2 separate regions of the Homo sapiens genome follow, and region 2 is linked to region 1. A link is a loop called in an ENCODE intact Hi-C map of the cell type or tissue named here. Cell type or tissue: prostate gland. All regions are shown on one strand. Each heading gives the region's core, and the rest is flanking DNA. Links, peaks and the distances in the headings are about the cores only.

The links. Peaks named below come from ENCODE experiments on the same cell type or tissue, not always from the same donor. Only the 100,000 strongest peaks of a DNase experiment are listed, where the experiment ranks them.
Region 2: it touches region 1 in a loop (5-fold over the local background); 53 of 110 quality-filtered maps call a loop at or near these places.

What each region holds. Positions count from the first base shown.
Region 1 is chr20:48,613,938-48,629,574 of GRCh38, forward strand. PREX1 (phosphatidylinositol-3,4,5-trisphosphate dependent Rac exchange factor 1) reads right to left here. Exons shown (of 40, transcript NM_020820.4): 37 at 15,512-15,637; 38 at 13,924-14,026; 39 at 13,611-13,678; 40 at 10,315-11,990. The coding sequence ends at 11,948. Among named protein-coding and RNA genes, the nearest start is that of PREX1, 210 kb to the right of the region's middle. RefSeq lists enhancers at 3,257-3,426, 4,980-5,480, 5,516-6,224, 7,047-7,106 and a silencer at 6,617-6,746. In prostate gland, for the core only: CTCF peaks have their summits at 6,707 (motif pointing left) and 7,241 (motif pointing left); DNase peaks (open chromatin) are centred at 5,809, 6,724 and 7,164; H3K4me3 peaks cover 466 bases.
Region 2 is chr20:47,716,851-47,732,487 of GRCh38, forward strand. The region is part of intron 3 of SULF2 (sulfatase 2); the gene reads right to left. Among named protein-coding and RNA genes, the nearest start is that of SULF2, 61 kb to the right of the region's middle. In prostate gland, for the core only: a CTCF peak has its summit at 8,686 (motif pointing right); DNase peaks (open chromatin) are centred at 4,411 and 8,691.

The DNA of each region.
Region 1 (15,637 bases), core at 3,342-11,341:
AGCCTTGCCTCAATGGCCCTCTTGGTACCCTCATCCTCTCCAGGGAAGCAGCTCCTTCCCAGGCACCCTCTATAATCAGTGACAGCATAGATGATTGGTTGAGGCCTTAGCACGGGTAATACAGTCAACATCACTGGTGCCAACCTGAGAGTCCCTCCTCGCCTTCCAACCTGACTCAACCCCTGTGTGGTCCAAGCACTTGGGAGCCACGAGTTTCAGAACACAGGCTCTGCCCCAGCCCCCGGACATGAATCTTGATGGATCCAAGCCAGAGTTCTCAACTTTGTCAGACCCATGACCTCTTCCAAAGAAGAATTGTGCTTAATGTCTCTTTACTGCCCTGAAATGAAAGTCATAAATAATTAACCTATAACATCATACACCTACTTAAAAACTCATTACAATGCCCTAAGTGGACTATAAAAAGAAATAAAAGGACAATAATTTTTAATGAAATAATAACTTGTAATAAATTAAATCATATTTCAATAGGCAAATGAACAGACACAGACACAGGCACACACAGAGATATAACCAATAGTTAGATCCTAGCCAACTTCTACAGAAGAAGTTTGGATGGAAGAGAAGATCAGGAGTTGCGCTACAACAGAAGGGCAGAAAAATAAAGACACTTGAATATAAATATTATATTCGGTGTACGGTAAAATCTTACAAAAATATCTTGTTTTGATATTAAATTGATGTCGGTTCTAGGCTAAGATGATTAAATGGCTCTTCACACAAGAGCGACCAGAGGAGAAGTGAAATTCGTGTGGGAAACAGGACGGTCTGTCTTATGTGGACTGTCCTGCGCCTTGGAGGCATCCAGCATTCCCAGCCCCACCCAGCTGAATGCCAGCAATATTACCAGTCATTGAGCCAAGCCACCCCCACATTTCCATACAACCTCAGAGGCTGTACCTCTCTGGTGAAAAAGCACTGGCCAAACCATGATAATTCCACTTCCTCTGCCAGCACCAGGCCTAACAATGCGCTTGGGATGCAATTTTGGCCAAAGTTACAGGCAATCCAATCTGCTGGGGGCTTCTGGGAAAGGGTTCCAGTCTCTTATAAAGAGGCACTAGGAAGAGACGCGTTCTTTCTTTTGCTTTCACCTCTTGCACAAGGGTGGGACGCCTGGAGCTGTGGCGCAATCCTACGAGCTTCAGAGTGCAAGCCTGAGGGTCAGGCCAATGTGGAGAGCACAGTGGGAAGTTGAAAAGAATCAGGGTCCCTGGTGATCCCCACCTCTGTACCAGCCAAACCAGAAGTGCTAGGAAGTCCACTGGATTTCTTGATTCATGGAGACATAAGATATTGTCCCTATGATGTAAGAACAATAGGATACTTATTGTGGATTTCTCTGCTGCTTGAAGCCAAAAGCATCCCACCTGTGACAGGTAGAGTCTTTTTGCTTATTACCATAATCCCTTCTACTTGATAAGCAAAACCTTTGAAATGTGCAAAGCGCCAGACTAACCATCTTATCATTGGAACCTCACTCCCTGTGAGTTATGGATTATGATCCCCATGTACAGACAGGAGCACTGAGACCAGGGAGGAGGGGAAGTGATTTGCCCAGCGCCAGGCCCTGTGTTGCCCCAGGGCAGTGCTCCTCCTCTCCCCCACTGCACCCAGGAAGCCTTTGCTATTCTGTGATCTGATGCCTCTTTGGGACTCCATGCTCTAAATATCTACCCCACCCTCATCACCATTTCACATTCTCATTCTTGGGGTGGCGTCCCTGGATTGAAGAACTGTGACTCTCGGCATTTCCTACTAAAATATGCATATCTCATCTTAAAAGAACTAATACATATTCATTAGCACAAATAAATTCTTCATTAGTTCTCAGATATGGCAGGCTTTGAAAGAAATAAGACATGAGACGGGTGAGTTTTGAGCTGAGTTCATTCATCGTGCCAGGGTGAGCTTTCATTTACTCATTCACTCAATGAATATTTAGGAGGCACATCCTATGTGCTGGACACTGGGCTATGTCCTGGAGCCACAGCCTCCTACTCTCCATGGCTCCTGCCCTCATGGAGCTGGCCTTCTAGTGGGATGGCACAGTCAAAACCATAAGCAAGATAATCGCAGATTCGATAAACCCCAAGGAGGAACTTGTACAGCCTGATGGAATCAAATGTGACTCCACAGGGACTCCCTTAGTCAGGGCGGTCAGTGAGGGTCCCCTGGTGGAGGAGAAATGTGAGCTAAGACCCAGAGGATGAGGAAGCCAGCCATGACAAGATCTGGAGGGAGAGCATTTTAGGCCCAGCAAGTGCAAAGGCCCTGAGGTGGGCATGTGCTTGATGCCAAGTGAGCAGGGGAGGGAGGTGTGCAGTGAAGGTAGGGACCAGATCACATAGGATCTTGGATTTTATTTCAAGAGCAATGGGAAGTCATTGAAGATTGTAGATGACAGAGTGGCATCATCTCTCTTGCACTTTATAATGCTCGCTCTGGTGGCTGGAAGAATGGATCATGGAAGCAAGCACAGATCGAGGAGGCCCCATAGGAGGCTGTCTCAGTCCACCAGCTTGGATTAGGAGGTCATGGACAAGGTGTGAGCCATGGATGGAACTTGGAGGGCATGCTGTCCATGGGCTGGGGTCCAGGATACAAGGTACAAGCTGCACTGCACAGGACTGTCTTGTGGGTGTAGGCATCAGGACTGGGAAGGCCCACAATGGGACAGGCCCTGCTCCCACTGCAGCACGGGCCTGTGAGTATGGCCCATTGTGCCCGGGGAGCCTGGCATGAGGGAAGAGTGACAGCATGCAGAGCGGGCAGCAGGATCGAAAGAGGCCAGAGAGAAACCCTGAATCCTTACTCTATGGAGGACTGGAAACTCAGGAGGGCACTGTCAGATCAGGCAGAGGACCCGGTGACCCAGGGCCAGACCGGACTGTGTGCCCTGGAATGTTCTGTGCCCCGATGCCACTTCCTGGATGTGCAGGATAGACACTCAAGAGTTCACTCAAAAGCAACAGGACTAAGGAGCATTCCTCCACCCAGGCTCTGTGAACACCTCTGCTCTCAGGGCAGATCCTGGGTCCTGGATTCTGTGCCCAGTTTGTGGGTTTTGTTTTTTTTTTAGACGGAGTCTTGCCAGGCTGGAGTGCAGCAGTGCAATCTCGGCTCATTGCAACCTCCGCCTCCCGGGTTTAAGCAATTCTCATGCCTCAGCCACCCAAGTAGCTGGGATTACAGGTGTGTGACACCACTGCTGGCTAATTTTTATATTTTTAGTAGAGATGGGGTTTCACCACATTGGCCAGGCTAGTCTCGAATGCCTCACCTCAAGTGATCCACCTGCCTCAGCCTCCCAAGGTGCTGGGATTACAGGTGTGAGCCATCACACCCGGCCATACGATGCATAATCTATATGATGACTGTGTGTGTGTTTACTCTCCAGGTAAGAGGGGAGGAAATAATAATAACAGTTGGCACTCACTGTGCATTTACAATGCTGGAGGCATTTGCTAAGCACTTGAACCAGCTGATTGCTCCAAGTCCCACGATAACCCTGGGAGGGAGGTACTTTCATTTACTCCCCTTTGACAGGTGAGAAAACTGAGGCTCAGAGTGGTCACGTCCAAGAACACACAGCCAGCAAGTGGCAGAGCTGGAATCTGAGCCGAGGCCCATCTGGCGGCTCCTCATTCTGGGATCAGGCTGAAGCCACTGTGGGGCATCGGTGGTGACACTGAGGGCTAGGGCAGGTGTGCAGGGAGCAGTGGCCCAGCAGCTGTAGGCTCTGCGCCCTCTGCCACATCCAGCCCTCAGAGCACCCATTCAGGGTCAGAACCCAGCATAGACTTTAATCCCGCAGTTCTGGCAGCTGGAGGGGAGGGGATGCCCGTGGGCAGAGGTTCTGTGGAATTGGCAGAACCCTTCCCCACCCCACACTCAGCCACAGGCTTCATCCTCTCATCTCCCAGCTTTGTCTGGAATGGTCTCCTCTTTCGAGTAAACCCTACTGATTCTGCCTAATTAGCTCTTCATATGAAATCCCCAGTTACTCTGGGAGCAGCCTCCATGGCGGATCTCCCTGGAGCACGGAGGTGGAGACGCAGGCGAACACACCTCTCTGCAAACTGAATGGATGCAATTGGTCCCCAGGGCCTGAGTCTAACATGGGCCCTGGGCCTCACTTTCCCAGAAGGCCTGGATTCCTAAATGTGGGAGTCACCTTCAAATGAGGCTGCGTCTAGAGTCTCAGAGAAACGAGGACTGTGAGGACCCAGTAGCCCCCTTGGGGCAGTCACCCACAGCCTGGCGCTGATCAAAGGCTTTGCCTGCCCCTCCAACCCCGACACCGGGAACATGCGGTTGGGAGCCCATGCTGCAGATGGGGAAACCGAGACACAGACGAGTCAAGTGACTTGCCCAGGAATCCAAACCCAGGAATCCGGACCCAGGGAGTCCGGCCACAAAGCTCAGGCACTGACCCACGAGCCCTAATCCCCATCTTTACAGCCCCCTCCTTCCCGTCCTCACGCCCAGATGCACCTGGGATGAACGTACTTTTACAAAGTCAATGTAGTTCTTATTTCCTGAACAGCACCACGATAAAGAGTTCGTTTGTTCCTTCAACATTTCAGCCAGCCCGTGGTTTCTATAGCCCTTTCTTGGCATTCCTTCACTTTTAATACACTGGAAGCCCCAAGAGGGAAGCCCCCTGGGTCTTTCCTTGGTGACCTGCTTCTGCCAGCAGCGAGTGGGGCTGCGGGTGGGGACCCAGGACCTGGGACAGGACAAATCCCGGCTCAGAGGCTCCTTGACTGCGTGCCCCTCGGGGAGCGCCTTCCCCCTTCAGCTCCTTCAGCTCCACAGTGGGAGGACAGCGACAACCATGGTGCCCCCCTAGGGCTCTCGTGAGGATTCAGTGAGGTGATGTGCACAGCCTGCGACACACAGTAGGGGTTCAATCAGCACCAAGCATCAGTGTCCCTGCAGTCCCTATGGGGCACGGGGATCTGCCTCACCTGTTAATCAGGAGGAGGAAGGCGAGTCTTTCCTTTTCTTTTTGGAGTCAGTCTCTCACTCCATCACCCAGGCTGGAGCGGAGCAGTGGTTTGATCATGGCTCACTGCAGCCTCGACCTCCCTAGGCTCGGGTGATCCTCCCACCTCAGCCTGGGACCACAGGCTTGCACCACCACCCCAAGCTAATTTTTTTTCTTTATTTTTAATAGAGACAGGGTCTCACTATGTTACCCAGGCTGGTCTCAAACTCCTGCGCTCAAGCAATCCTCCAGCCTCAGCCTCCCAAAGTGCTGGGATGACAGGCGTGAGTCAGGGCACCTGGCTCTAGACTTTCGTCGACGTCCTTTCTGGCTCAGACATTCTGAGCCTCCACCATCGGGTAGGGTCAGACCTTCTGAGCCTCTGCCATCCAGACAGACCCAGATGGATCAGAGGAGGGTGCGAGGGTGAGGGTGAGGCAGAGTGTTCCCAGTCCCTCTTTATGGCCAAGACTCTGCAAACAGGACATGGATCTGGCTTGGATAGGACACAGATGTGACAGCCCTCATGTCTCCCCAGCCTCAGTGCCCCAGGACCCCCTGCCCTCTTCCTGACAGCAGGGGATGTGAGGGAAGGAGGGCAGCCCTGCATCCCACACCCAGGCCCCCTCCCCTCCCCTGATACCCAGCAGCCACGGGTCCATCGTCTTCCAGTGTCAGCCACGCACCATGAAAACAGATACCACCCACCGGGGCCATTCCTGTGCTGTTTTTCAAAGAGCTGTTTGGGCCAAAAGCCAGCAATGCAAGTCTGTGTGCCCTGCAGGGCTGGCCCTCCTCCAGCTCTTCATCTCTGAACCTCCTGTCCCTGGAGCAGCTCATCTCAGCCCTGCCAGTGTCTGGAAAGTGCCCATCATCACCTACAGCTCTAGGAGGGCTCTGGCGAAGCACAAATCAGGACCTGAGAGCATCTCCCGTTACCCATCAGCCCCGTGGCGGTGACATGTGTCCAGCAGGCAGCAGAGCCACTGGGAGGGGCACAGGGTGGGTTGGCTCTGATTGGAGCGGACATGGCAAGAAGGATCTGGAGGTGGAAGCCAGGGCAGCAGGGCCAGCTGCAGGGTGGGGGTGCTCGGGCAGCCCAGCATGGGGAACTGGAGCCTGGAAAGTGCTGGAAGGGAAACATTGCAGGAAGCAGGAGGACAGGGAAGCACCCACCCCACATGCTGGGCAGAGGCTGGCTAGGGACCCGCCCTGGGAGTGGATGGACTTGAATCCTGGGCCCCTCTGCTGAGACCCTCAGGACTTCGGGATGGGAAAACAGAACAGCACAGGGCCGCTGCAGTGACCCAGGGAGAGGAGCTGAGCCAAGCCACCCTCACGCACCCAAGGACCTGCCCCTGGGCCACACCCCAGACAGAGCCCCGGGCTCAGGGTCTGGAGCCACACGGCCTGGGCTCAAATCCAGCCACTGTCCTTGTGAGCAAACTTTGGCTGCAATAATGGGAGGTGCAGCTGGTGAAGGCGCTGGCAGCGGAGGCATTTCCTTAGCATCCCTCTCCTAACCACCCCTGCCCCACTCCAGCCCTCCAGGGAACGCTACCAGTGCCCGGAGGGAGGCAGCTTCAGGCTTGGCTTTCGGCCTCCCCTGCCTGCAAACCCCGAGCTCCAGGCTTGCAGTGGGAGCCTCCCAGGAGCTCTGGGCAGGAGGCCCGCAAGGCTAGGCGGGGCGCCCTGGCCCACAGCGCCATCTAGTGGCCGTCACTTCCACAAAGGTGCACCAGTGACTGTGGGTTTCTGGTCACAAGCTTCGTAAGCACCCCGCTTTACAGTGCATAAGGGCCTTTCATATCCTTCTCCTCCAATCAGAAGAGAGGAAGGGAAAAAAGAGAAAAGAGAGAAGGGAAAGATCCCCGAAAGGAAAGAATTGAAAAATCGAGTCAAGCTCACAGACATATGTTATGGGACAAAGACAAATATAGAAAAGCTTAGAGAGAGAGAAAGAAAATGAGGGGGACGAAAGTAAGAAAGAGACAAATTTTAAAAAGTTTTTAAAAAGAGAGAAAAAAAGAGAAAATATTCACGGCAAGCCCAGCCCAGGAGAGGGATAGCGCCAGTGCCCATTGTCCAGACGATTCCAGGCCCCGCCTCCAGGCTGGCTCTGTCCCAAATACCTGCACCCAGGAGCCAGCCTTCGGTCTGAGTGCTGGAGCCCGGGGAACAGCAGCCTCTGGGCACTACGCGGTCCCCAGCACCACCTGCTGGACAGACAGGGCACTACACTTATCCCGGGAAGTTCCACTTTGGGGCCCTGGAGGAGACTCCTGGTACCCCCGCAAGGCAGCCAGGTGGGCGTAAAGTCTCCATTTCTCAAAGAAGGAAGCTGAGGGTCCCAGAAAGACAGAGAATCTCAGATATGGCCACTCAGCAAGTATCAGGTGTTGACAGATTCAGGAGCAGGCGAGGGTGTCTGACTTCAAAGGTCCTAGTCCAGCCCCCCATGAATGAACCCACGTGGCAGACACAGAGGTTAGAGGGGCCCGCTTGGCCACAGATGGGTGTGGCTTGCGCCCCCCGCTCTGATCACTGTGCTAACCCTGCTTTCTTCTATTAATATTTAGCCGTGATTCACCACTGTCTGGCCCTGGGCTACAGTATGGAAGGGGTGTGGTTCCTGCTCTTACTGCTGGGGGGAAGGTGGACAGGAAGTACACCAACAGTTATTTAGATAAAATCATAAAGCGGTCAACACACCCCATCGTACCTTCCACTTCCTGGGTGGCCTCTGTTGCAGTCCACGCCAAGGGGCCATCTCTGGGTCAGCACCTTTTGACAGATGAAAAAACTGAGGCTCAGAGGAATTCAACCACCTGGGCCCTGCCCTCATCCTGGAGGAGCAGAGAAGGAGAGGCTCCGAGAGACGTCAATGCGGGGCTGCGCCTGCCCCTTGATTCTCCATTGGACGGCACAGTGACTCCGGGTCACCAGGTCCTCCCCGAGCTGACATCGCCATGGCAAGTCCAGAGCTAAGGATCTGGCCGTCAGCGTGAGCAGGCCGGATGAGTGCTCGGACCACGTGGCTCCGGGGAGCTGGAGAGCTGGCACCCTCCTCAAGAAGACAGCCGCTCCTCAGCTCCAGCTGACATGTAGCCAGGTGGGAATGTGGACCAGTGTGACCAGAGCTTCTGATTTTTTCTTTAATCTTTTTTTTAAGAGGCAGGACCACACTACGTTGCCCAGGCTGGAGTGCAGTTGGCTATTCACAGGTGTGATCAAAGCGCACGACAGCCTTGAACTCCTGGTCTCAAGCAATCCTCCCACCTTTGCCTCCAAGTAGCTGGGACCACAGGTGCGCACCACCACACCCAGCTCAGAGCTTCTGATTTTCGAGACAAACTAAAAATCAGAATTCAGAGATGAAATTTGCTGGTTCATAAATATAATTCATTTTTTTAAAACACCATATCAGGAAGGAAGTAAAAAAAAAAACCCACATTTAGTTCCAAGTTTCAGCCTGGAGCCATCAGTTTGAGACCTCTTGTCTCCTGCAAAAATGTCCGCTTGCTCTGAGAGGCCCTTCGTGCTTAGTTTTATACTTGGAGAAACACATCTCGGAGAGGGAGGTGGGCCCGGCTCTCCCTCCCAACTCTGCAAGCACAGCTCTGAGCCTGTAAAGTATGCAACTTGCTCAAGGCCACAGAGAGCCGGCTGGAAACCCAAGCTGCTCCTGCCTACGGCCCCAGGAGAATGTATGTTCCTTCTGCGGGCCCCCAGGGTGGAGGAGAGGCTGAAATCGATGCTTTCTAGAAACGTGTCTGCCTGAAGGAAGACGTCCAATCCTCCCTGTTGACCTCAAATATAGATTGAGGTAACAGGTCTTCCCTCGAAGTGATTTTCCCTGGATCCAAACACTGGCCTCAGATAATTCTAAATAATCAATCCATGACTGTGCCTGAAACCCCACCAGGATTCCCTCTTGCCTGTTAGAGTATTGAGTCCTTTGAAACCTGTAACTGAGAGACGCGAGGATCTCTCTCTGGGAGGGATCCAATCTGGGCCTTCAGAGAATGTAATCTGCAACAGGTTAGTTTGGAAGGAAAAGAGACTGAAAGAGAAGGGGCTCGAGTGTGAAATGGCAGGGCTGGGTGCAGCACCATGGTACAGGGGAGTCCCAAGGGTGGCCATGACCCAGAGGAAACTGTCATCGATTTCAGCATTTTCCAAAGGATTGGAAATCGGGAAAAGATGGAATAAAGAAGAGGCCATACGCAACATACCGAAACCCGGTCTCTATAAAAATTTTTAAAAATTAGCCAGGCATGGTGGTGTGTGCCTGTAGTCCAGGCTACTTGGTAGGCAGCATACTGAAACCTGGTCTCCACAAAAAATTTAACAAATTAGCCAGGCGTGGTGGCACGTGCCTGTAGTTGCAGTTACTTGGGATGCTGAGGTGGGAGGATAAATTGAGCCCAGGAGGTCGAAGCTTAAGTGAGTCATGATCGCGCCACTGCACTCTACCCTGGGTGATAAGAGCAAAAGACCCTGTCTCAAAAAAAAAAAAAAAGGACGAGGGGGCACAGGGCTGGCACAGCAGAACAGGTCTGCAGCCCAGGGAATGAGGTTTCTCTGACTATGCAAACAAACCCAGGCAGCTTCATAAAGATCACCTGGGCCCAGGCAGGTGGAGAACCTGCTGACAGCCTAGGATGCAGCCACCAGGCCCAGGTGTGCACGCAGACTCTCTATTCTCATTGGTGCATTTCACGTCTGCCCAATAGGCCTGTTTGTGGCCAGCGTAAGTTCTGGCTGACTGGGGGTCCGGCACGACCATGTTGTGGGTATTTTGAACTCCACTCCCGCCTGGATCCAACAGGCCTTGCAGGTTGGAGCGAGGAGGATTCTATGGCACCCCTTGGATCCACACTGTCCCCTCAGCACAAGTAAGCCACCCAGGAGGAGGTGTGGAATTCCTGGGAAAACAGTCACTTTTTCCTACCTTCACAGTGAAATGGGAGCTCAGAATCCAGGGGGGAAAAAAGCTGAAATATCAAATAAGGCCTGTTATTTTCCTGTATACCTGGGTTGCAGGCAATCCGTGCAACCTCGGGTCGTCCTCAGCAATCACCCCGCGAGAGAAGCTGCATCGCCCCATTATCAAGGAGGAAACTGAGGCACAGAGTGAAAACATCACTGACTTCGGGGTCGCTGGTTCAAGGCCCCGATGCAGAGATCAGCACTGTCCTCCATGAGGCTTTTAAAGCGCGAGCTCATCCCCTAGTGCCCCCGGCCGCACCCACCCCCCAAGCCACCCACCGCAGATGAAGCAGATCACAGCCTCGTTCTTTGTATTATAAACTGACTTTTAATAATAATAAAAAATCTATCAAGAATTTAACGAGAAGAATCTGTACATTTTAAAGTAAACCAGTGCACAATGCGCTGGCCCTGGGCCCTCCCCCATTTCCCGCAGCAGGGCTAAAGCGGGTCCTCCTTTGTCTCTGATGCAAGATACAGTGACAAGGCCACTGCCTGCCCTCGTGTATGCTGCGGCAAGAGAGGGAAGCGCACCCTGGAGGGCGGGAGGCTCGGATGCCAGATGCCGGGAGGGCTTCAAGCTCCCAGGCCTGGGGGCAGCAGGGAGCCCCCACCTGAACTCACCACCTGCCAGGGGTGACAGGCGTCCCCCCGCTTCCTCCCCAGCTGTGACCTTTCCCTGAAGGCATACCGAAGCTGGGGGGACAAACTGCCGAGGGGGCTTGTGTGGGTCCCTCCTCCCCAGCAGGCAGGGTGGCTTCCTGTGCTCTGGCTGGTGATGTCCCAATCGCCCTGCTCTGAGAAGTTACCATCAAGAAAATAAATCACAGAAGCCACCGCCCGGTGTTTCCCAGTGACCCTCTAACCCGTGTGACACGGCACCTCAGGTGGGGCTCCATCCCCTCCAGCTCCAACCCTGGCTGGCCACCTCTCAGGCCCTTGTAGCCAGTCACTCAAAGAGAGCGAGTTCTAACACCGGCCAACCGCTGGAGAATGGAGGGTGGGGGAAGGAATCACAGTCGATACCTCAAAACGACACCTTACAACCCTAATATTAACAAACAGGAAACAATGACATTTTTTAATTTTTCAATAATTTAGTTTTTCTTTTGTGCTCTTTTTTTTTTAGTAGAAGCAGGAACAGTTGTCAATACTACCTTCTGTTGGTCCCCTGTTAGACAACATACCTTTCTTTGAAATGTAAAATGTCAAATATATAATCACACAACTTTAGAAAAAACAAACTTTGACAACACCAACAACAAAAAATCCCAAAATAAACCAGAGATTTCATGCCATATAAATAAAGTCAGAGCAAATCTCGTGCCCAGGGCTGGTGGCCCCAGTTCCAGGGGCGGTGATGTCCAGAGCTGGTGTGGCTCTCGGGGATCCTCTGGTAACAGGCGTGATGGAGGCCCCGTCTCTCCTTTCCCGACAGAGCCAAGTCTTTTCCAAGTCCACCAAGCAGGTTAGTACAGGGTTAGGGTGAACCTGGAAGCTAAGATGAGGAGGAGGAGACACGTGTGGTCACCTGGAATGTGGACGTTGAAGGAAACCGGGGTTTCAAAAGTGCAGGCGGAGCCATCCCGAGGGAGCCGGGTGGCCCCATGTGGCCTCCATGACGTTCCCTTGGGTTCTGGGGACGCAGGAGCCGAAGGCCAGGCACCAGCTGCTCCCATCAGCTCTATGGGTCTCCAGCACCCCTCCAGCTTCTGGCAGGCGTGTGAAGAATGGGCCGGCCCAGGGCCAATCAGCCAGCTCGTCATCACAGCGAGGGTGGCCAGGCTTGTCCCGGAAGGAGGCAGGGAGGACGCTGGGCAGGTCCCGGAACGGGCGGCTGCGGAAGCCTTGGGCCATCCCTGGAGAAGGCCAGCGCTGCCTGCTGTGTCCTCCCAAATCCCAGCTCCAGAGGCCGCGGCCCAGCGTGGGGCATTTGGGTGTTCAGAGGTCCCCATCCACCGGCGGCTGGCAGAGGCGGTAGAGGCTGGGGATGGAGGCAAAGAGAATGAGGAGAGGCCGGGGCGGGCCAGGACCTATTTGTATTATTTCCATTTTTACCTGAACATGTAATTCATGCCCAGAAACCCAAACTCACAGGTATATAAAAGATGCAGAGAAAAATATCTATGCTGTCCATGCCTTCTGCTGACTGCCAGGCCCCTACCCACAGGCAGTCTCTGCCCACTCAGAGACTGGCATTTACAAATGAAGACGTGTCTACAGGTGCACGTGTGCGTTCAGCCATGTGGGGGTGGGGTGCACATTCCACACTAGTGGGGGCCAGATGGCCACAGCACTCTGCCCCTTACGCAGTTTCACTTGCTCTATCCTGGGAAACTCTATATGCAGAGATGGTTTTGGAGCCGGGGGACCAGACAGGAGGCTGCGTGGTGTCCAGGGCAAGCAGACTGCAATGCTGCACATGTGGTCTGATGTGGTCAGCGCTCGGACTCCACGCCCAGACTGCCTGGGTTCAGAATCCCAGCTTTTCCATTTACTAGCTGTGTGACATTGGACAAGATACTTAACCTCTCTGTGCCTTAGCGTCCCCACCTGCCAAGTGGGGATGACAGCCGGACTTGGCTCACAGGGCAGCTGTTTGGATTAATGAGTCCACAGAGGGGAAGCAATTGGACAGTGCGTGGCACAGGGCAAAGGCCGTGAAGGTATTGAAAGGAACCACGTGCCACTCGTGAGACACAAACAAGGTGTGTGTGGAGCCCCCAGCGCCACAGCACGCACAGTGACTCTCGTCACCACTGGCAGCAGGTGTTGCCGGCGCTCTGTGGTTACGTAAGACGTTGCCGCTGGCGGGGAGCTGCCTGAAGGGTCCATGGAACTGTGGACTATTTTTACAACTTCTTGGGAGTCACATTATTTCAAAACAAGAGTTATTTAAAACTTGTGGGCAGATGACGACAGCAAACTAGGGCTGTGGAGATGGAGAGAGGATCAGACGGAAACAACGTCATGATCCTAAAGGGCCTACATGTGGCACCAAGAGGAAGACTGAAAACCACATGAAGAGAGGGCAGGGTGGGAGGACAGGAGGAAACAGCACTCCCCATGCCAAAGACGGCAGGAACAGAGAGCATTCCTGCAAATCAGGCATCGCAGGCCTGGGCCCAGGCTGCTGTTCAGTTCGCATTTCTGTAAATGGCTAAAAGGTTAGCTTAGGTTGGATCAGCTAAAATCACAGAATTCTTAATTCCACCCCAGGTTAAAGCGAGCCGCTCAGGGGTCAGGGACTCAGGGTAGGGGGCACGGGGTGGGGGGCACATGGCATGGGACACAGGGTGGAGGGCACGGGGCGGGGGCTCAGGGCTGAGAGGGCATGGGGCTGAGGGCACAGTGTAGTGAGGTGGGAGGATCTCATAGAGTCACCGCCTCACGGCACACCTGGGGGCTCATCTTCCCGGTGGGAGCAGGAGCTCCTTTGGGAGGTGACAAAGTTGTGTCTGTTGCTCCTCAAAGAGGTTCCCCATAAATGAGAGGGGAAGCCCCATCTGAGCATTAGGGGTTAGGCCAGGAGCATGATGCCAAAGCCAGGCCTGGGTCGCCAGCTGGGAGTGGACAGGAAGGGGCGGACGAGGCAGCCACTCACCGCGGAGCACCCTGGGGCATCTGGTCCTTGACTCGCAGGTTTTTGGCCAGAATCTCCACCCTTGGGCCCTGGAAGAAGGAACCATCAGGCAGGGGCCTCTGCAGGTTCAGGGCACGTGAGGAAGCACACTGGGGGGTGGGGGTGGGGCCCAGAAGCCCAAGGACCCAGAAGCTAAGATCCTTGCTCCCCTCCAGATTCAGAGAAGGCTCAGGTCTGGGGCTGGTGGCTACCAGCCCCTCATCCCACCCTGGCTGCAAGCATGCCACGCCCTCAGCCCAGGGTGCTGGAGGACCCTGTGGCCAAGCGGCCTCACCTGCTTCCGCATGATGTCCGTGGCCTGCATGATGCACTTGGGCAGCAACCCGTGGCTCCGTGCCAAGATGGCCGCCTGCTCCAGGGACACGCTCAGGGTGCTCCTGCAGCAGGGGAGGGAGGACAGCGGGTTGGCGGTGGGGGGACAGGGGTCGGGGGAGGACAGCGGGAGTCAGAGGACAGTGGGTGAGAGCTGGGGCAACTTCCTGTCCCTCCGAGGCCTCCCAGACCCAATCCTGACCATCACGGCAACGCCTCCTCCTGCCGTCCCTCCCCGCTTGCTCCTCTTCCTCCAGGCAGCCACCACCCTCACTGGCAGGCACTCTGGTGCTTCCCCGTCTGCAGAAGCCCTGTTGAGTTCCCTGTGACATTCCCAGTGCCTCGCTCAGAGGAGGACTCGGTAAATATCTGCTGAGTGAGTGGGGGACTCCCTGGGAGCCTCACGACTTGTCGGCTCCGTGGGGTTTGAGATGGACACATCGATTCACACCTCTCTGGGTTTCTCAACAGTTCTAGAACGTGGATTCTGCAGCAAGACCTCTAGGATTCCAATCCTGTCCCTCCATGTAACTCCTCTGTGACCCTGGGTAGCTGAGTTAACCTCAGCCTCCCTATACTATTAACTATGAAACAGGGAGCATGGTGGTGCACAGAGGACCTGGCCCAGCTGGAGGGGCTGTCCTGGGAACCACAGGAAGCTGAGCAGCATCCCGGCCTCTACCCACTAAAGGCCAGGAGCTCCTCCCTCCCCTAAGTTGTGACAACCAAAAATGTGTCCAGACATTGCCAAATGTTCCCCGGGGATAAAACTGCCCCTAGGTGAGATCCCCTAAAATAGGCCCCACTACTGCACTGGTAGAGAAAGACGGAAAGGAGTTAATCTGCATGGAACGTCAATGACCTAGGAGGCAGAGAGCACTGGCCCCGTGAAACATTTATTCAGCAAATGTTTCTTGAGCACCTGTCTCAGGCCAGGCACTGCTCTAGCCTCTGGGGAACAGCAGAGAACAAAAGGGGCCCCTGCCCTCCCAGATCCAGCCCTGCCCTGAGGGAGCCAAGGAGGAAATAAATACCCCAATGAAGGCTGTCTGGGGAGTGGGGGTGAGGGCTGCAGAGGAAGAGAGGGTTGGGAGGGCACTGAGTGGGGAGAGTGGGCACAGTTTGTAACGGAAGGTCAGGAAGCACTCTGGAGAAGGTGACCTCTTCCTCCCTGGGATGAGCACTGGGGACAAAGGATGGAGGTAGGAGGCAGGGGAGCCTCCAGTGAGGTCAGCAGGCCCCATAAACCAGCCATTGCTATTGTTAATGTTGAAGGAGGCTTCCGGCGGAACTACAGGGCACAGCTCTCACACACACTCACTACGGCGTTAGAGAAGCAGGTGGCTCCACAGCCCTGCTAGGACCACCTGCTGCTGCCATTCCGTTTCACAGACAGACAAACTGAGGTGCAGACAGAGCCAAGGCTCTACAGGCAATGGCAGAACCAGGATTGGAACCCAGCCTTCCTGCCTCCTTGCCACAGGACCCCAAACTGACCAGAAGCTAGGCCAGCCCCTCCCCACACCCCGACTCAGCGGGCAGCAGCTCACCTCTGCATGCCTGTGCCACACATGACCATCTGGCAGGCCCCCAGGCGGTAGCAGAGCTCCGAGGAGATGGGGATGAGGCCGGCGCCCACACTCCCAGCAGCACCAGGCTTTGGGTGGACAAAGGAC
Region 2 (15,637 bases), core at 4,252-12,251, 900 kb before region 1:
ATATATAAATATAGCCAGTCGTGGTGGTGTGTGCCTGTATTCCCAGCTACTCGAGAGGCTGAGGTGGCAGGATCACTTGGACCCAGGAGTTCGAGGCTGCAATGAGCTGTGATTGTGCCACTGCACTTCAGCCTGGGTGACAAGCGAGACCCTATTTCTAAAAAATAAAATAAAATGGGTATGCAGATGGAAAAGGGAAGAGTATTTTAATCCTTTTTAGATAACTAGATATGCTATGTACCTGCTAGAAAACTCCACTGTCTACCAGAAGGAAAATGACGGTAAAAAGGTAAACAGTGTCCTGGTATTATCATGAAAATAGTTTTGAGTCTAGAGATCCTGGGACCACGCTTTGAGAGCCACTGGTTTAGACGATGACCTACAACATCCCAGTGAGGTAGATCCTTTTTTTGGTCCCTATTTTACAGATGGAGAAACTGAGGCACAGAGAGGCAAAGTCCCCTTTTCACCGAACATCCCACAACTGCCAAGTGTCAGAGCTGAAATGAGGCTCAATCCCAGGTTGTCTGTCTCCACCTGCCTTTTGGTGACTACCCTGTTCAGCCTCTCAGCAGGACTCCAGCGACCACAGACTGGAGCTCTTCCCATCCACGGGGACGCAGAGAGGCAGGGAAGAGGGAACAGCAGAGGGACTGCCCCATGGCTAAAGGTGGGGACACACACAAATGGGACTCAGCCTCCGAGAGCTCCTCCTCTCCGATGTGGCTCAGACTATCTCCGAAGTGCTTTCTGCCAGAATTCCAGGCAAAGGGAATTTCCACACTGAGGTTATCTTCCCATGCTGCATCCTCCCAGAATTCATCCGGCCGTGGGCTTTTGAAGGAAGGTCATTCCCAGGACCCGGGCACTTTGCCTTTCTTGAAGCATAGGTGGGGGACACAGGTAGGAGCCATAGTCGTTATCCAGATCAGTCTTTCCAGAAGTGTAGGGTTTCAGAGATAATTTTTTTTTTTTTTTTTTGAGATGGAGTCTCGCTCTGTCACCCAGGCTGGAGTTCAGTGCTGCGATCTCGGCTCACTGCAAACCTCCGCCTGCCAGGTTCAAGCGATTCTCCTGCCTCAGCCTCCCGAGTAGCTGGGATTACAGGCATGCGCCACCACCATGCCCAGCTAATTTTTTGTATTTTTAGTAGAGATGGGATTTCACCTTGTTGGTTAGGATGGTCTTGATCTCCTGACCTCGTGATCCACCTGCCTCGGCCTCCCAAAGTGCTAGGATTACAGGCGTGAGCCACCTGGCCTGGCCTCAGAAATGATTTTTATCCTCCGAGGCAGGCAGGTCTGAGGGCTGGGCATGGGCTCTGGAGCCAACAGCTTGCATTTAAGTTCAGCTACCTCTGCCTTCCAGCTCAGTTTTCTCAACTGCAAAATAGGAATAATAATAATATCCCTACATGACAAAGTTGCTGGGAAAGATTCAATGAGAAAATATGTTAACTGCCTCTAAATGGTTACTGTTTTTATCATAATATTATTGATCATGATGTTATATATTCATTCATTCAATCAGTAAACATTAAAGGAGGACTCCTGTGTGGCTGGGATGGCTCTAGGCACTGGGGATACCAGTGAACAAAACAGAAAAAATTAAAGCAGCAAAAAACCTGCATCTTCCTGGAGCTTCTGTCCTAGAATTAAGGCCAGTCCGAGGCAGGGAACTGGAATGTTTGGAGACTCTCACAGTCATTCAGGAGACAGACTGTGATGACCACAATCGTGGCAGGCGAAGGGCTTGGGTGGTTGGTTCCAGGCTATTTTTAAAGGTGGAACCAATGGGATTTGCTGATGTGGCATGCGAAAGAAGTAAAGAGAGTCAAGGATAACTCAAGGTTTTTGGTCCAAGCAATGAGGAGGACAGATTTGCCCTTATTTAGGAAAGGGACACTGGGAGGGGCAGAGTTGGGGATGGGGGTTGATAAAGAAATCAGACACATTAACCTCGAGACTCAGGTTAGACATTCAGGTGGAAACAGACCAGGTTCACAGAAAAGCTACGGAATTACAAACTGAGGAGCTGTAAGCATTTAGATGGCACTTAATGCCATGGAATCGAATCAGATCACCTGAGGAAGAGGTTCTTAATCTGTTGTCCCAAGATATAATTTCCTGAAATTGAATGGCAAAAGTATGTATTTGTTTATTTTCATTAACCTATAACTAGCATCCCCTTCAATTATGAATGATGGTCCCTGGGACTTTGTCACCAATGGGAATTACGGATATTTTCATATCACATTGTAGTCAACATGGACTTCTTAAAATATCATTTGAGCCAGCGCTACTTCGAAATCATGGAAGTTATCAGACCTATCCATTGTCCATTAAATAACTGCTTCATCGTGCCATTTTATGTGTAAAGAAGCATACATATCACAGTTTATAAAATATTTTGATAAATATGTTTTCATATAACTGGCTTCCTTTGTAATTCTCTGTATTTTCTATGAACTGGAGGGGTACACCAGGTGGTGTGTGACTTCTGGAAACTCCCCTCCAGGAAGGGAAGTGAGCTTCCCTTATAGTTTCTGTGTCCTGCTGGTTGGATGCAGACAGGATGGGATGCTGCTTTAGATAAGGACGATCGCCCAGGATGATGGAACGCCATCTGACCATCACCCATCAGGAGCCTGGGAGCCAACACCATGCCTGCCACATCATCTCTAGGCTGTTTATGCCCAAACTGTCAAATGGGAGAGAAATAAGCACCTATCATCTCTAATCCGCTGTTAATTAGGGACTGAAGTACCCTCAACTCCACCTATATTCTAATAAATCCTGGGGGTATCTGTGGCACAAATCCAGTGGGCTGGCGCCACTTAGGAGGGCTCAGCAAACTATTTCTGCAAAGGGCCAGACTATGTGTTTTCAGCTATGCAGCCATAAGGTCTCTATTGCAATGATTCAATTCTGCCACCGTAGAGCCAAAGCAGCTACAGACAGTACATACACTAATGGGTGTGGCTGTGTTCCAGAAAACTTTGTAAAACCTGGCAGCAGACTCCTGTAGGCCACAGTTTACTAATCTCCACCATGCAGGAATGTTACCAGTAATGGCAATACCATCATTATCATTATTATCTTTTTCAAATTTTTGTTTTATTTTTTGAGACAGAGTCTTGCTCTGTTGCCCAGGATGGAGTGCCACTGCACTCACTGCAAGCTCCACCTCCCAGGTTCACGCCATTCTCCCACCTCAGCCTCCCGAGTAGCTCGGACTGCAGGCACCTGCCACCACGACCGGCTAATTTTGTTCTTGTATTTTTTATTAGAGACGGGGTTTCACGGTGTTAGCCAGGATGGTCTCGATCTCCTGACCTCATGATTCACCTGCTTTGGCCTCTGAAAGTGCTGGAATTACAGGCTTGAGCCACTGCACCTGGCCTTTATTTTATTTTATTTTTTTTGAGACAGGGTCTCACTTTGCCACCCAGGCTGGAGTGCAGTGACATGATCTTGGCTCACTGCAACCACTGCCTCCTGGTTCAAGTGATTCTCCCACCTTAGCCTCCTGAGTAGTTGGGAGTACAGGTGCACACCACCACGCCCGGCTAATTCTTTTGTATTTTTAGTAGAGACAGGGTTTCACCATGTTGGCCAGGCTGGTCTTGAACTCCTGGCCTCAAGTGATCCACCCACCTTGGCCTCCCAAAGTGCTGGGATTACAGGCCTATCATAATCTTTTTTTTTTTTTTTTTAAAGAGAAGTTTGTAATCTGGGTATTTTTGGTTAAATTTCCAGATTTTAAAAAGCATCTTGTAACTCTGACAGAAATTTGGGGTTGAAGTGTAGACTCAGGCTGCCAGCTGCCATTTTGCAAGATCCATATTTGGCCCCCAGGGTCACAAAATAGAAACTGAGCTGGTTCAGGCTGAGTTTTGATCCTACCCCTGACACCAGTAGAAGAGTCCTCCACTGGGCCACTTTCATGATCTGTCATTTGGCTTCCTGGGGCTCCCGGTCTGGGCAGCAGAGAACAATCCCATTAACCTAGCAGGGGAGCTGGAGGTTCCTGAGGAACAGTGATAAATGAAAAGGAAGCCCTTTTGCAAACTCTAGAACAGCATAAATATTAGATGTGAAATGCCACAGGACTGAAGTCTTTGTTTTTTTGGCAGACAAATTGGCTGAGGAGGCAGGGCTGGCAAGAAATGCATTAAATAAACCCAGAGCTCCACAGCTCTCAGGGCTGGGGTATTTCTGATATTCTGTAACTGGATCCTTTTAACTTTGTGCTGCTTTGCAAGGTTACAGCCTGAGTCGAGTTCTTCTGCTTTTGAAAAAAAAAATACCAAATGCAAATCACTGCACGAAGTGATAAATCAATGCTATAAAAGTTCTGGATGCCAGAGATGGGATCTTGCTGAACTGAAAGCTGTGTGAAAACAAATGAGGAAGGTGGGGTCATGATTCCGCACGAAAGAGGCATCTTATGTTGGAAGCAGAGCGAGCTGGGGGCTGGGAGAAATGCTCTCCTCCCACTTGCCCTTTAAGAAGAAGCTATTTTTTTTTTTTTTTATGAGACAGAATTTCACTCGTTACCCAGACTGCAGTGCAGTGGCATTATCTTGGCTCACTGCAACCTCTGCCTCCCGGGTTCAAGAGATTCTCCTACCTCAACCTCCCCAGTACCTGGGACTACAGGCATGCGCTACCACGCCTGGCTAATTTTGTATTTTTTTAGTAGAGACGGGGTTTCACCACGTTGGTCAGGCTGGTCTCGAACTCCTGACCTCAACTGATCCACCCGCCTCAGCCTCCCAAAGTGCTGGGATTACAGGCGTGAGCTACTGCGCCCGGCCTGCATGTGGGTTTCTATAGTGGATATCTGTTTTATTTTTCTGCCCAGAATCCATTCTCCTGTCTTTTCATAATTGTGCCTTCAGTCACCAAAGAGGGAGGGAACCAATCTTTCCCCTTTCTCAGCCTTACATGTTCTGATGAGGCTCTTTCTAGCTCTGAATCCTGGACCAGGCCCATGAGGTTGGCCTGGACAATCAGGGTATCTCCTTTTGCCTGGCTGCTGTGATTGGGTGAAAGAGACATAAGACCCTAGATGAGCCAATGAGAGCTTTCCCTGGAACTTTTGCTGGAGCCCTTGGAAAGAGGCCTCTCTTTCAGCTGGGGTCACCACACTGGGGAGATGGACCTGTGGGGGCCATCTTGCCATCACAAAGAGGGAACCTTCCTAATAAAGCCAACCCAATGACAGAAAACGCAAGAAGCAGAAAGACAGGGTTCTGACAGCGTTTGAGCACTGGGACCTGGCAAAGTTTGCCTGAACTAATTTCGATTATGTTTCTTCATGCTGGATAAATGAGATAGTAATCTAAATTCCATTTTGTTTTTATTTTTTTGCTGACTTCAAGCCTAAGGCCCAAGAGTTCTCCATCTGTTCATTTTTTTTATTCGTTTGAGTTGAGGTTTCACTTGCCCAGGTTGTAATGCAGTGGCACGATCATGGCTCCCTGCGGCCTTAAAGGCCTGGGCTTAAGTGATCCTCCCATCTTAGCCTCTCAAAGAGCTGGGACCACAGGTGTGTGCCACTATGCCTGGCCAGTTTTTAAAATTATTTGTAGAGACAGGGTCTCTCTATGTTGCCCAGGCTGGTTTTGAACTCCTGGGCTCAAGTGATCCTCCCACCACAGCCTCCCGAAGTGCTGGGATTACACGTGTGAGCCACCGTGCCTGGCCTTGTTCAAATCTTTACTGAGTACCCAATACCTGCCTGGTGCTATTTTTGGATGGGCAGCAAACAAAACATGTAAAAAACAAGTTCACTCGCCAGGTGCAGTGGCTCACGCCTGTAATCCCAGCACTTTGGGAGGCCGAGGCAGGCAGATCACTTGAGGTCAGGAGTTCGAGACCAGCCTGGCCAATATGGTGAAACCCTGTCTCTACTAAAGTACAAAAATTGGCTGGGTGCGGTGGCTCATGCCTGTAATCCCAGCACTTTGGGAGGCTGAGGCAGGTGGATCACTTGAGGTCAGGAGTTCAAGACCAGCCTGGCCAACATGGTGAAACCCCATCTCTACCAAAAATGTAAAAAATTAGCCGGTTGTGGTGGCATGCAACTGTAATGCCAGCTACTTGGGAGGCTGAGGCAGGAGAATCGCTTGAACCTGGGAGGTGGAGGCTGCAGTGAACCAAGATCGTGGCACAGCACTCCAGGCTGGGCGACAGAGCAAGACTCCGTCTCAAAAAAAAACCAAAACAAAAAACGAAAATTAGCTGAGTGTAGTGGTGGGTGCCTGTAGTTCCAGCTACTTGGGAAGCAGAGGCAGGGGAATTGCTTGAACCTGGGAGTTGGAGGTTGCAGTGAGTCAAGATCATGCCACTGTACTCCAGCCTGGGTGGCAGAGTGACAGTCCATCTCAAAAAAAAGAAAAAAAAAAAAGTTCACAAACATGCAAGATAATTTCAAGGGGGCGAGAAGTCCTAAGAAGAACATAAAGCCGGGTGTCATGGTCGAGAATGAGAGGGTTGAGGAGTACTAACCGACACAGGAAGGGCAGGAAGGAAGAGAGAATGGATGGAGGAAGTTCTCCGCAGTGTGTGAACAACGCTCTAGACCAGGGATCCCCAACCCCTGGGCTGCAGACAGGTAGACAGGTAGCGGTCTGTGGCCTGTTAGGAACTGGGCTGCATAGCAGGAGGTGAGTGGCAGGCGAGTGAGCAAACTTCATCTGTATTTACAGCCGCTTCCCATCACTTGCATCACTGCCTGAGCTCTGCCTCCTATCAGATCAGCAGCAGATTATCATAGGAGCGTGAACCCCGTTGTGAACTGTGCATGCGGGGGATCTAGGTTGTGCACTCCTTATGACAATCTAATGCCTGATGATCTGTCACTGTCTCCCATTGCCCCCGGGTGAGACCATCTGGTTGCAGGAAAACAAGCTCGGGCTCCCACTGATTCTACATTATAGTGAGATGTATAATTATTTCATTACATATTATAATGTGATAATATTAGAAATAAAGTGCACACTAAATGAAATGCGCTTGAATCATCCCAAAACATCCCTCACCCCCAGTCCGTGGAAAAACTGTCTTCCACGAAACCGGTTGCTTGTACCAGAATGGTTGTGGGCCAGTGCTCCAGACAGAGGTAACTGCACATACAAAGGGCCTGGGGCAGGAATGGACCTTGGAAGTTCTGAGGAACAAAGAGGCTAGGCAGCCTGAGTGCTGTCACCAAGGAAGGGACAGATAGGAGATGTGGACAGAGAGGTGAGCACACCCAGGCCAAACAAGGTCTTGGCAGCCCTGGCGAGGAGATGCCAGTTTATCCAAAAAGCAGTGGGCAGCCGTAGGAGGTTTTCAGCCGGAAGTGATGTGGTCAGGTTTACAATTTTTAAAAGTGTCCTCCGGCTGTGGGTGGGGAGAAGGAATGGCCAGTTGCTGGGGACAAACAGGGACAAGCAGATCGCCAGGGCGAGAGGCGAGAGCTGCTTCTGTCTTGCCACTCCATGCATTCCTGTCTTCCGCCTGCCTGTTTTTAGTGAGGCTGTGGCTATTGAGGAAGACTGGGCTGCGGGGGACACCAAGGCCCTGCTGACTGGTTGTAGCAGGGCCAGGCGGAGCTCTGGGTGTTGGTGGCATGGAGGGCGGGCTGCCTGTGCCTAATTAAATGCTGGCTCCAGCCATCCGCTCCCTAGAAGGGTCTTGCAGCTCCTGCAAATGAGGATGAGGCCCATTCATTCCCTGGAAACTCAATTAGCTGGGTATGGAGGGCTCCATCTCTAGTGACAGGTTTTATTGCCTGCTGAGTCACCACGAGGACAAGCTGTGTCTTAAATATCTGTCTTGTGCCTTTTAAAGTGTGGTTTTGTTCAGAGGGATGGACTAGAGGAGGGGGAGAAAATCCACAACAGACCCTCAGAACAAGGCCTGTCACTCAATGGATATTTAATTATCGCCTTGGAGGAATCTGACACTACTTGCACCTTTCAAAGAGCTGTTCTCAGCGCCATCAGACTGACCTCCCATTTCTATGACAAATATTTTGTAGAGCGCCCTTGTTTTCTTGAAAGGAAATTTATAGGTAACAAAAGCTACCTATGCATGTCATTTCCACAAAATCAATATAATGCTCTAACTGCAATCTACAGGGAAAATAAAAGGAAAGCAATTTATAATGAAGATAAATTTCAATATGAAATTCCCCCAGCACATCCATCAAGAAGGCACAACACAGTAGTCAGGCAGACGCCTGCACCTAGACACAGATTCACTGGGAATGTGACAATTACAAGGGCAGCTGGGTGGGCGGGCGACATTTGCCATTCAAATCCTTTGGCGTAGCACTGTCATCGGGGATGGGACTTTCAGAAATAAGGAATGACTCTTGGGAAAGTTTTGCACTCAAGTATAATATTGCCTCCATTTTCTTATTCCGTACATTCCTGGGAATATGCAAAAACCCTCCAGTATTTACATATAAAATAGACGTAGGTTCAAGACTCAGATGACAATAAACATAAAATAATCTACCCATATGAGTGATGTGGTAGGAAACTCAGAAGCTATGTGGAATACAATGCAATGTGGGGGCCACGTGGACTCTGCTGTGCAGAGCAGGACATCAAAGTCCTTCTTAGTCTCCGCCCCCAGGAAGCCAGCAAAGTCAAATCCTTCACCATCACCGGCAATGCAGTCACAGAGTTTAACCCCTAGGGGGCGGTGTGCTCCCTTGAGAACCACCAGCTTAGAAAGAAGTTTGCAAGCCGGTGGCCTGCAGACCAATCCATCCCTCAGGTGTGTTTGCTGTGGGCCTGCCCGGTGTTTTCAGTTGCTCATTCTTAAAAAGTAGAGTGAACAGTCCACAGTTGAAATCTGGGCACCCCCTCCCCACCCAGCCTGCCTCTCTGCTTTGGGCTACCTGCCAGCCCTCTATGCATTTGGAGCCCCCAGGCTAGAACGGGTTCACACAGGGATGACAGAGGAAGCCCCGCTCCCGGCCTCGGTGTAGGAACTCGGTTTCCCTTCATTTGCTCAAATCCCCTGCGACACGGATGGATTCCCAAAGGACTCGCTGTGTGGGCTGGCACAACCTGCTGGCCCCGGGATGGATGGTGTCTGCTGCTCGGAGAACAGGAACCTGTCCTGAGACCCTGACCCGAGACCCAGGAAGGTTTGGGAAGACAGATCAAGGTACTGGGAGCATAAGGGGAAGTGAGTGCAGGGATGAGGAGGAGGAGATTGGATTACAGATGAGGAATCACGGAAAGCACTCACCTAAAGTTCGACAGCCACCACCCCCTGCGTTTTTATTGCCCCTTCTCAGTGCTGTGTGTCACTCCCCACTCCCAAAAGATTTTGTTTGATTAGGCTTTATTCTTCTTTCTTTTTTAGAGACAAGGTCTCACTCTGTTGCCCAGGCCGAAGTACAGTGGTGTGATCATGGCTTACTGCAGCCTCAAACTCCTAGGCTCAAGTGATCCTCCTGCCTCAGCCTCCCAAGTAGCTGGGACTACAAGCATGGACTACCATGTCCAGCTAATTTTTTTTTTTTCAAATTTTTTGTAAAGATACAGGTCTTACTATGTTGCCCAGGCTGGTCTCAAACTCCTGGCCTCAAGAGATCCTCCTGCCTCGACCTTTCCAAGTGCCGGGATTACAGGCCCAGCCATAGGCTCTATTCTCCTGCTGTCCAAGAGTCCTTTCTGTGCCAATGGAAACATTCTCTATGTGCATTATCCAGTACAGAACCCATGTGCGCCTACTGAATACCTGAACCATGGCTAGTGCACCTGAGAAACTGAAATGCTAATTGTAATTAACGTAAAGTTAAATAGCTCCCTGTGGCTAGTGGCAACGGTACTGGGCCATTTGGCTCCAGCCTAACTCATTCCAGAATGTTCAGGGAGTCACAGCTAGCACCTAGGAGAGGACTACAAAAGGTCTCATGCACTCTGAAACCCCCGGAAGCCTCTTGAGGCCCAGGAGACAGGGTGTGCCTGTCTGTCACCACAGTCACCCTTCCCTCACTTTTGACCCTGCAGCTGTTTCAACGCCCACTGCAGGTGGAGATTCCTTGAGAGAAACCATGGTTGGGAAGGGAAGGCTACGCATGGAGCTGATCTTCAGGGCGGCCACACTGCTCCCCACCCAGGACCACAGCTGGGGCAGTGAAGAGGGGAAGAGCGGCAGGTTTGCTCAGTTTGACATCGGCTCTGCAGCCTTTATGGGGGGGGGCGGGGTTTAATGTGTGAAAGAAACCAGCCGTCACGAGATGAATGTGTTCCCCAAAATATATGCTCAAGTCCTTGCCCAGGTACCTGTGAGGGTGACCGTGTTTGTAACATGGTGTTGTAAGATGAAGTTACGCTGGATCAGAGCGGGCTCTAGTCCAATCACTGGTGTCCTGACAGAAGAGGGAAATTTGGACACTGATTCAGAGAGGAGCAGGCCACGGGAAGAGAGGGACCCACAGGGAGGAGGCCGCATGAAGATGAAGGCAGAGGCTGGAGTGATGTGGCCACAAGCCAAGGGGTGCCAAGATTCCCAGCAACCCCCAGGAACTCAAGGGCAAAGGACCCTCCCCTGAAGCCTGCAGGGAAAGCGTGGCCCTGATGATGCTTGATTTTGGGGTTCTGGCTCCCGGAACTGTGAAAATCGCCTTTTGTTCTAAGCCACCCAGTCTGTGGTCCACTAGGGAAGTGGATACACCTGCTAAGGGGGTGGGACAGAGAGGGTGTCGCCTGGAAACAATCGGAAACCCTGCCCCATCGGCCTCACATCAGCTTCCTCTTTCCCCGTGGCCACTTCCTCTTACGGCGCAGGGAACCTCTCCTCCTGGGTTTGTGGGCACAGGTCACGTATCACTCAGGGTGGCGTCTTATCACAGGCACTGGGTGACTAGTGCTTAGATGTCACAACACTGCTGCACAGATGGAGAGACTGACGCCCAGAGGGGATGAGGTCTCAGCTCAAGGTCACAAGGGCGCTTAAGGCGGAGTCTAATTCTTTAGACTCTTGCTCAAAACAAGTGCTTCACTTATTTTGAAATCTGAGGTCTTAGAGAAAGGAAGTGACTATCAAATTAGAGGAAGAAATTTCGCTTGAAGATGTGCACGGAGGCGGCAAATCCGTGCCTCTCGAGGACACGCTGGGTCAGCCTGGGTCCCAGGAGGGGCTGTGCAATTCCCGTGGATACTCGGATCCCCACAGTGGGGAAGGCTGGGTGTTCGCTGCAGAGAGACAGGAAGGCTACCTGCTGTGAGCAGTGGATACACTCCACGGGGTGAATGGAGAGGCTCTGCTGTCCCCCCACAGGCCGGAGAGGGGGAGGGAAGATGGGCAGATGAGAGGCAGCTGGACCGAGGGAAGAAGGGAGCTGTGTGTGTGCGTGCGTGCGTGCACACTTGTGTGCACTCAAGGAGAGAGGAAGAGAGCAGGGAGCAAACCCAGGAGAAGAGCCAAGCAAAGAGAAGGCTGCCATTGTGAAGGCAGGGACAGCTGCACCAGGGGCCCAGGGACGGCATCCCGGGAATAATTTCAGTCTTCTCTTCCCTGTGTGTGCAGAGAGGCTGAGAAGAAAGAGGAGGAAAGGCTGAGATGGTGGGAGTGGGGGTGGAGAGGAGAGAAACGGGAGAGGAGAAAGGAGTGTGGAAGAGATGGGGGTGGGCTGCTGGCGGGGACAGAATGTGGAGACTTAGTCACCAGTCATCCTGGGAAGGTCTCCTGAGCACCTACGATGGGGTGGGCACTCTCTAGGCCTGGCAACCCGCGAGGGCACAGAACAGAGGCCGCTGCTTCCAGGGAGCTGGCATTTTATTTATTTATTTTTGAGATAGAGTCTCATTCTGTCACCCAAGCGACAGAGTGTAGTGGTGTGATCTCGGCTCACTGCAACCTCCACCTCCCTGGTTCCAGTGGTTCTCCTGCCTCAGCCTCCCGAGTAGCTGAGATTACAGGCTTGCGCCACCACATCCAGCTAATTTTTGTATTTTTAGTAGAGATGGGGTTTCACCATGTTGGCTAGGCTAGTCTCAAACTCCTGACCTCAAGTGATCCACCCGCCTCAGCCTCCCAAAGTGTTAGAATTACTGGCGTGAGCCACCACGCCCAGCCTGAGAGCTGGCATTTTAGAAACGAGACAATCAATGAGACAAATGGGCAGAATACACAGTCAGTGGTGTTCAGTGGTGATGGGGGCACTGGTGGGAAAAAACTGGGATGAACAGGAGGCATGGGGTAGTCAAGGAAGGCTTCTTTGAGGAGGCAGCATTGGAACACAGACACGAGGAAAGTGCAGACGTGTAGAAGTTTTGAGAAAAGGAAAGAAGTGCAAAGCACTGTGAGTGGGTGCATGTCAGGTGTGGCTGACTGCTTGAGAAGCTGTGGCTGGAGGACAGTGACTGAGGGGAGACCAGGAGGCTGAGAGGGTTCAGAGAGAAGGGAAGGATCACTGGGACCCTGAGGTGGCTGTCGGGGCCTCTACCCTGAGTAGGTGGGAGCCAAGGAGGGCTCTGCCCAGAGGAGAAAGAGCATCTGAACTAGGTTCTGACCAGACCCCTCTGGCTGCTGCATTGAAAACAGACCAAGGGGTCATAAACGCAGAAGCTGGGGGATCCCAGGAGAAACCTGGAACAGGGCAGGCGGGGAAGACAGTGGCGCGGATGGGCTGGTGGCAGCAGAGGGGACTCTGGGCATATTTTGAAGGCAGAGCTGACAGGGTTTGCTGATGAACTGAATGTGGAGTGTGAAAGGAATAGGAAAAAAAAAATCAAGAATGGTGCTAAGGTTTTGGCCTGAGCAACTGGAAAACTGGAGGTGCCGAGGAGAAGCCTGTGAGAGGCGCCGGGGAGGCGGGGGACCAGGAAGTGATGCTGGACTCATGCTTGATGTGCTGGGGAGAGCTCTGGGGCGATGGCCAGGAGGCAGAGGGGCCAGGGTGGATGGGGTTCAGGGCAAGGGGCTAAGGGTAGATCCAGAGAGTGGCAGGGAAAGAGGGGCATTGGGCCACTTTATAGCATTGCAGAGGAGGACGGCCCACGCAGCAGCCCTCCTGCCCCTGCGGTCCTGAATGAAACCGCTTTAGGGAAAAAACAAGTCTCATTTGTTGGGGATGCCAAAATGCCTAGCGGGCGCCTTTCCATCCTCCTGTGTGAGAGGGCGATGGGGTGCCCCAAGTGTAGTGTAGTGTAGATGGGGTGGGGTCATCAGGACACAGAGGCCCCCCAGACCCTGGTGAGGGTAGCTGCCCAAGGCTGATGGCCAGGTTCTGGTCCTCAGCTGACCTCTCTACCCAGCTTTGTGCGAGAAGAGTGAAAATAACTGGGGCGCTCAGGGCCAAACCCCAAAACAGGCTCCAACTGAGAGCCCTGGCAAGGCCTGGTCTTGTAAGGAGCATGTACCCCCTGCTCCCCTGACGCATTTTAGAACATGATGCAGAAGGGCAGAGGGCCCGCCACCATCTCTGCGAAAGTCTGGACCGGATGGCAGAAGCTGGGGCTGGGAAACAACTTCAGAACTGCCAGATTCAGGTGTGGAAGGAGAAAGGCATTATCCCAATGGGGAGAAAATGGCACTCCAATCTAGTTCACCAGAAAGAGCTGGAAAAGGTTGCCTTTTTGTTGTTGTTACTTTTTTTTTGAGATGGAGTCTCATTCTGTCACCAGGCTGGAGTGCAGTGGTGCAATCTCGGCTCACTGCAACCTCCGCCTCCTGGGTTCAAGTGATTCTCATACCTCAGCCTCCCTAGTAGCTGGGATTACAGGCGCCCACCACCACACTCAGCTAATTTTTGTATTTTTAGTAGAGACGGGTTTCACTATGTTGGCCAGGCTAGTCTCAAACTCCTGACCTTGTGATCCACCCTCCTCGGCTTCCCAGAGTGCTGGGATTACAGGCGTGAGCCACTGTGCCCGGCCAGCTGATGTTACTTTTTTTTTGTTTTTTGTTTGCCAAAGGCAGTGTAGTAAAATTGTGATCGGCACTCCAGTATGCTTTTCCTTATTCTTTCCAGCAGCCCTTGATTTCTACCTGGCAGTCCAAGTGCTGGGGAAAAAGGGACTCAGCCAGCTGCTGCAGAGCAGGTGATCCACGCTGGGCAAGTTGGCACAAACCATGTGCTTTATATGATGATTGGCTCAGGGGCTGGCATGTGACTCAGGGTGGTCCAATCAGAAGGGATCTCATGCCTTGAGCATTCTGGAAAAGGATGCTCTCTTGCTCCTGCCAGATGTGGACAAGGAGGCACACAGCTGCTGGAGTGCCAGCCACCATGTCCAGACCTCCAGCCTCGTGATATGATCATGATACTCGTAAACCACAAGATCCGACTCTGCCTGCTACTCACCTGTATCTTCTCTTTTTTTTTTTTTTTTTTTTTTTGAGACAGAGTCTTACTCTGTCACCCAGGCTAGAGTGCAGTGGTGCGATCTCGGCTCACTGCAACCTCCGCCTCCCAGGTTCAAGCAATTCTCCTGTCTCAGCCTCCCCTGTAGCTGGGATTACAGGTGTACATCACCATGCCTGGCTAATTTTTGTATTTTTAGTAGAGACGGGGTTTCACCATGTTGGTCAGGCTGGTCTTGAACTCCTGACCTCAGGTGATCCGCCCATCCCTGCCTCCCAAAGTGCTGGGATCACAGGCTTCAGTCACCGTGCCTGGCCTGTTTAGGGAGCAAAAAATTCAATGTTTTTGAAGCCAGCTGCAGTCGGGGTTCCTGTCCGTTGGATCTAAAGGGAATCTATTGCCATGAGCATCACACATCTTCAAGAGCAAACAGGGCAGCCAGGAAGTGTGTTCCCTTGCTCAAGCAGAACTCACACATCAACATCACCTCCTCAGAACCGAGGGGGACACAGCCAGAGTAAAATTGCTGAGTAGAAGGAGATGTCCATTTTCAGCTTTGCCAGAAATTGGCAAACTGTTCTTCAAAGTGGAGGGAACAATTTACCATCATGCTGCTGGCGCATATGATTTCCTGTTTTCCTACATTCTCACCAACATTTGGTGCGATGGGACCTCTTCATATTTGCTGTGGTCATGGCTGGGATGTGATAATGCACTGTTGGCTGCGTTTGCATTTTGCTGATTACCAGAGGCTGAGCACATGCTGCCACATTTTGATCCATGAGTGCAACTTACCATGACATTCATCAGAACACTGGCCTGAGGTGGGCTGTGTGATGTTGTGCTATTGTGCAAATCGTCATCGTCATTGCTAACTTTTTTTTATTACTGTTTTTTAAAAATTGAGAAGGGATCTCACTATTTTGCCCAAGCTGGTCTCGAACCCCTGGCCTCAGGTGATCCTTCCACTTTGGCCCCCCAAAATGTTGGAATTACAGGTGTGAGCCACTGCACCCAGCCATCATTGCTAAATTTCCCAAGTGCCTACCACGACCATGTACCAGACACTGTTCTAATGTATTTAATCTTCACAAAACTCTATGAGTTAAGTGACATTATTAACTGTGGTTGAGGAGGCCAAGACACAGAAGCTAAATAACTTGTCCAAGTTCATGCAGGCAGAAAGCAGCAGAGACTGGATTCAAACCCAGGCAAAGCTAATGCCCTCAACCACTCTGCAGAGAGCTGGGAGGTGTCTCATTCTGGGAACACTGTACAACTTTGACTTGTGGATATATAAGTGATCACAGGC